Regions from separate parts of the Homo sapiens genome. Here region 1 is linked to region 2. The links are chromatin contacts, found by Hi-C in ENCODE. All regions are on one chromosome and are shown on one strand. The core of a region is the stretch at or near the end of the contact, and the rest is flanking DNA. Distances in the headings are between cores, read along the strand shown. Region 1 has its middle 75 kb from the start of MIR4522. Region 2 holds the start of LGALS9 (galectin 9).

Region 1 (2,939 bases), core at 425-2,924, 410 kb after region 2:
GCTTATTCAAATGTTCTTCATCTTTGCTTAACTTTTTGCCTATGTGAAATATAGTTTTTGAAAGAGGTGTTTCAATATCTAGAAATATTAATTTATTTTTTCACCCCATACTTCTGCCAGTTATTAGTTTTTCTTGTCTGGACCTATGTTGTGTAGTGCATGTACACTCCTGAGGTCAGGAGTTCGAGACCAGCCTGGCCAACATAGTGAAACTCCATCTCTACTAAAACTACAAAAATTAGCCGGACATGGTGACACATGCCTTATATTCCCTGCTACTCGGGAGGCTGAGGCAGGAGAATCGCTTGAACTCAGGAGGTGGAGATTGCAGTGAGCTGAGATCATGCCACTGCACTTCAGCCTGGGCAATAAAGTGACACTCTGTTTCCAAAAAAAAAAAAAAAAAAAAGAGAGCCTACATTTGTACAACCCTGCCTCACTTATCTCATGCTAATCCCAGCCCCATAAAACTTTTCCTGCAAAAACACGCAGCTGGCCTATGGGCTGTAGTTAGCCAATTGGACTTTTTGAAATATTGCATTACAATATTATTACTCTTGATTACTGAGTTTTCTGGAGTCCTTTTAACCCATATCACCCTGGCCCTGACCTTGCCTAGGTTCTGTGTGTGACTCAAAGAAACAATATCCATAAAACATTTTGGGGATAAAAGGAAGAGATGATATAAGGCAATATTGGGGAATACTGTTAATGTTTAGGTGATAATGACATTGTGACTGTGCAGATGTCCTTACTTTTTTGGAGATGATGTCAGCAAAAAATATAGATCATATATATAAATGAAACAAATGGGCCAGGCGCAGTGGCTCACGCCTGTAACCCCAGCACTTTGGGAGGCTGAGGTGGGTGGATCATTTGAGGCCAGGGGTTTGAGACCAGCTTAGCCAACATGGAGAAACCCTGTCTCTATTAAAAAATTACAAAAATTAGCAGGGTTGTGGTGGTGCATGCCCATGATCTCAGCTATTCGGGAGGCTCGAGGCACAAGAATCACTTGAACCTGGGATGCAGAGGTTGTAGTGAGCCAAGAAACAAGAAGCAAAATTTTAATAATAATTGAATTTTGTTCCTGGGTATATATAGGTGTTCATTGTACTATTCTTCGTAAGTTTCCATGTGTTTAAAATTTTTCATGTTAAAACACTTTTAGAAACACTTATACAAGCCAAACTTTATATAATAGACTTCAGACCATCTAGAAGAGGCTAATTTGTTACTACATAGCTGGACGGTAAGGATGGAGGTACCTCATTTGCCCTAAAACTAGCCCTAACCCGATCCTACTCCTTCCAATGCCTGCTGCCTCAGACGTAGCCTGTCCTTGCTCCAGGCCCAGGAGGAGCTAGGGGTAAGGGCACAATCAAGTTTCAATTTAGCTACTCAGAATCCAAATTAATAAATATCATTTCAGGCACTTCTGCTTTGTCTGCCTTTTTCCTGATACTTTCTCAGAGATGCCCAATGTAAAACAAGCCAGCCTCACATCAGACCTAGAGGAAAGGAAAATGTGATCTTTTTTATCACACAGAGCAGAGACTGTCGCAAATGGGCCTCAGGTGACGCAGTAGCTGTTGCTGCCCGTTTTACTTGCTGCAGCTCCTGGGGCCTCATCTCAGACCTACTGAATCTGAAACTCTGGGGTGCGGCCTAGCAATCTGTGTTTTAACAAGTCCTCTGGGCGATTCTGATGCACACTAAAGTCTGAAAACCACAGATGCAAAGAGACACAGAAATGTGTATGAATAGGCTTGTTTCATTTGGTCCTTCCATTTTATCAGTATGTAGCCTGTGTTTCATTATACCTGTGGTGGATATGCTAAAAAGCATTCTACAATGACACTCTCATGTGCATAATTCTGAGAGAGAGCTTCCATTAGAGTGTGCTCAAGAACCTGCAGGAAAGCGTTTCAGAAAAGTGCCAGTGTCACTTTAAGGAGCCACTCTGAGGGGAGATAAACCCAAGGATCATGGGCTGTTGCCAAATCTGTGGTGTCTTCTAACCTTGTGTGTCTTTTTGAGCTTGGTCATGTTTTGCAGAGAGCCATGGAGACCTGTAGTGTAGGTGTCTTATAGACATTTTCAAGTTTTTATGAGGCTTAATAAAAACTTGAAAATGCCTGCAACTATTTTATAGTTGTTTTAATTTATAAAAGCTTCCCAGCTGATGTTACATGCAGCCTGGACACTGCTCTAGTGTCCCTGACAAGTGAATATCTTTGATAAAAGTGTAAAGGAATTAGTAGAGTACCTTTGATAAAGTGCAAAGGACTCTTTGCTTCTTTCTGTTTCACACACATACATAGACACACACACACACACATATTTGATATGTATACATATAGAAGAAACAGAAAGAAACAAAGAGAGCTCAGTGAGGACATTGGGAGCAGGCTTTTGGATGGGATGGTGTGCTTCATCCAATGGAGCCCCCAGTTGGGCCCTGCTTCTACTTCCAGCTCCAAGCACTCCACACAGGGAGGCCTGAAGCAGCCACTGGCTCCCCTCCACCTCCTAGACCAAAGCAGCCTCCATCTGGCCTCAAAACATGGAGCTGTTGCTGCCCCCAGCCACAGCTGGCCCAGTTGCACTCATGCCACCCATTTGGCCTTCACATGATTGAGGCAGAAGATAAACACAGATGGGGCAGGTGAGCAGCAGGAAGTGTGCTGAATTTCCATCGAGGCAGGAAGTGCCCGTGCTGCACTATTTGAAGACAGTTTATCTAAAAACAATAAAAAAAATTCTTCTCCACTGGATCTGGATCCCCCTCTGGTGGAGATGGTTCTCCCCAACTGGGAGCCTGGGCGTTTTCATGAGTGGGCCACTTTCTTCAGGTGCAGGAGGCTGCAGGCTCCTCAAAGGGCGCATCTCCAAGGTGGGTCAGAAAATGCCACCTTCTAAAATAAAAATGAAAATGA
Region 2 (2,872 bases), core at 316-2,815:
GCCCTGTTTTAACTCTCTGATGTCCGTAGGATAATTTTCCTTCTGAATCCAAGGATTAGAAAGTAAAAACCAGTCACCAGAATAATAATATGTCAGAACCTGGAAGAAGCTCTGGGATCCCCTCTTTGACAGAAAACCAGAGACAGGGTGACATGCCCAAGGCAGCACCTGCTGACCCTAAGGCCCCCACCAGCGGCCTGTTCCAGCTTCCCCCAGCCCCCTCTGTGCAGGTCCTACCTCAGGGGCCTCCACAGGGTGGCTGAGGTGTCATTGGTGACAGCCAGGAGGAAACAGGCCTCCTTTCCCCATTCTTTCTCTCTGGAGTTTAGAAAGCAGAGCCGAGCTCTGCAGACCAGAACGTAGGCAGCCTCATTCTGGACTCAGTGTCACCAGGGGGCACTCAAGCCCGACCCTGGCCTCTGCTGAGGTGGGCCATGGCAGCTTCCCTCCCTCAGTACCCTGCCTCTGCCCACCCTCCCCACCCTGCCTCCCCACCCAGGAAGGACCCATCAGCCCACCCTCTCCAGCCCCTCGGGAAGCTCTTTGCCAAGGCGGGGTGAGATCCTATGACAGGAGCCGGCCCAGGACACAGTGACCCCTGAAGTCTCCTGGGCTCCTGGGGCTGCCACTCCCATCTGGAGGCATTTGGCAACTGGCCTCTGCCTCCCTGAGCCTCAGATTTTCCGTGTATGAAGGGGACTCATAAACCTCACAGGGTTTCAGCAAGGCACCTGCCGCCCTCTGACCCCACGCTGCAGGGACAGTCCTCACCCCCCTCTCACCTCTGAGACTGCCCCTCCACAGATGCCCTGAACATGCCCATGCCCAACCTTCAGAGCACAGACACCTCCTCGGGAGGTCTTCCCTGCTGCCCTCAGACACCCAATAACATGAAACACTCCCAAAGCACCTACAGTGTGTCAGGCACTGTTCAAACACACTAGATACACTACTTCCTTAATCCATATCCCAACCCTGGGAGTGGGGGGCTCAAGTATTATTCCCACTTCACAGATATGGAAACTGAGGCCCAGAGACCACCAGCCAGTAAATAGCTGGACCCAGGGAGGCCACCTTCACAGTAAGCACCCTTAACTACCATGCCGGGTAGCGTCCTTACTGTCCCAGAAGCGTGCTTGCTTCCTCTTTACATGAACCACCCCGCTCTACATGTCTTCCCCTGAGCACACAGGACAGGACAGGACAGGACAGCTCAGTCAACACTGTCAAAGCCATGACTCGTGGGAAGGAGCATCCCTCCAGGCATGAGTGAGCTCAGCACGGCACAGGTGTGCCAGGATGACCTCCTCTGATATTTCTGCCCTGCTTGTGTTCTCTTTGGGATGCCCCCACCCCCATCCCCTGCCACCCAGGAGTTGCTTCCTCAGAGCCCCAGAGCTGTGTCCCTCTGGCTGAGGCAGCCCTGTGCCCATAGCCCTGGAACTCACTGGACTCAGGTAGGGAGCCTGGGAACCGCTGAAGGCCATCTCTCCGCCGCCTCTGTGGCCACCGCTGCCTTTCACACCCACTAGGAAGTCCTTTGTAGAGGGAACGACTTAACAAAGAAATAGAAACCAAAGCAACTTGGCTGTTATTCAATGGGGAGGAGCCGGCAGCAAAAGGAAGTGGGTCCAGAGAGAGAAAGGTATGGTACTGGGTGGACTGGGGTGACACTCACAGAGGGAAGTAGGCACTCCCAGCCCCAGTGACCTTTCCCTCCTCCCTCTCCTGTGCTCAACCCAAGCCTGAAGCATATTTGGTTCATAGAGGTCTACAATGCTTGACCACACTGACATGACAGCAAGTTGCCAGATGACACTGCCCAGAAGTATGTGGCTGTGTGTCCTAAGCATGCTTGGCCACGGAGTCCAGAAAATAATGGGGCTGGGCATTGCCTGTGCACAGGGTGCTTGTGGGGAAGGGCGGCTTCAACCCATTTTACATACAGAGAAGCTGAGGCTCAGAGTCTAAGGGGCATGCCCCAGGTCACACAGCTAATTCGTGGCCGCCTGAACTTTATGAAGATTCTCAGACTCTTCAAAAAGTATTTCTCCTGTTTAAATTTATATTATTCATGTAAAAACATAATTATGTAGAGGGGAATATTTTGCAAGAAAAACACCATAATGAATATTTTTATTCTACAGTATGGGGTGCCCAGGAGCTTCTGATCCTCCCTCTCAATGAATCTCTCTTGATTCTCTTCTCCTTCTCTTCTCCATCCTTATTTTCTGCACTTTAGGATGAGGAGAGAAGTCTTGGACATGATAGAACATTTCAAGTGACATGGGGCTGGGAAGGAACATATGGCATGTGCAGGTCGTGGGGGAGGGAGCCATGAAATAAACTTACCTGAAGTCGACCAGGTCCCAGCGATGTGCTGGTGAGAAGGCCCAGAACTCAAGCTGGGTAGGGTAAGTGCTGGCAGGTAAGGGCTGTACGGGTGCGAGAGGATGGCAGGTGCCCCAGGGCCATACGTGAGTCTGCACCTCTCTTCCTTCCTGTGCTCCACCTAGATGCACTAGAATTTGCAGACTAATTCCTTTGAGATGCTCCAATAGACTGAGGCCATGTGTGCCATCTGCACTGTCCATCCCCATTATGTTCCTGGATCAAGTACCAGTTTAAGGAGTAGACAGTACAAGGGGAGCAGAAAGGAGAGAAAGGAAGGGAAATTCTTTGCGATCCTCTCGGACACCAGGGACAATTTCATCACGGCACATCATTTGTAGGCAATCACAAATTGATTGCGATACGCAACAACTGGAACTCTCATTCACAGCAGACTGGAGTGTAAAATAATCCAACTTAGAAAAATGGGCAGGGCGTGGTGGCTTATGCCTATAATACCAGCACTTTGAGAGGCTGAGGC

The links. Hi-C counts contacts between places; a loop is a spot of excess contacts on that map. Pooled maps may share reads with other maps.
Region 1: a loop to region 2 is called in a map of Caco-2, with 5 times the contacts of the local background. The contact joins the enhancer-like site here to the promoter of LGALS9 in region 2. A Hi-C loop is called at or near these places in 1 of 168 maps with a recorded cell type or tissue (Caco-2), 1 of 37 single-sample maps with no recorded cell type and 3 of 50 pooled maps.

What each region holds. Positions count from the first base shown.
Region 1 is chr17:27,217,971-27,220,909 of GRCh38, reverse strand. No RefSeq gene overlaps it. Among named protein-coding and RNA genes, the nearest start is that of MIR4522, 75 kb to the left of the region's middle. RefSeq lists enhancers at 1,742-1,791, 2,880-2,939. Within about 2 kb of position 1,674, at least 4 of the 41 ENCODE cell types and tissues checked have a DNase peak (open chromatin) inside an H3K27ac peak, as active enhancers do.
Region 2 is chr17:27,629,881-27,632,752 of GRCh38, reverse strand. LGALS9 (galectin 9) reads right to left here and starts at 1,565. Exons shown (of 11, transcript NM_009587.3): 1 at 1,449-1,565. The coding sequence starts at 1,487. RefSeq lists enhancers at 1,536-1,655, 1,123-1,940.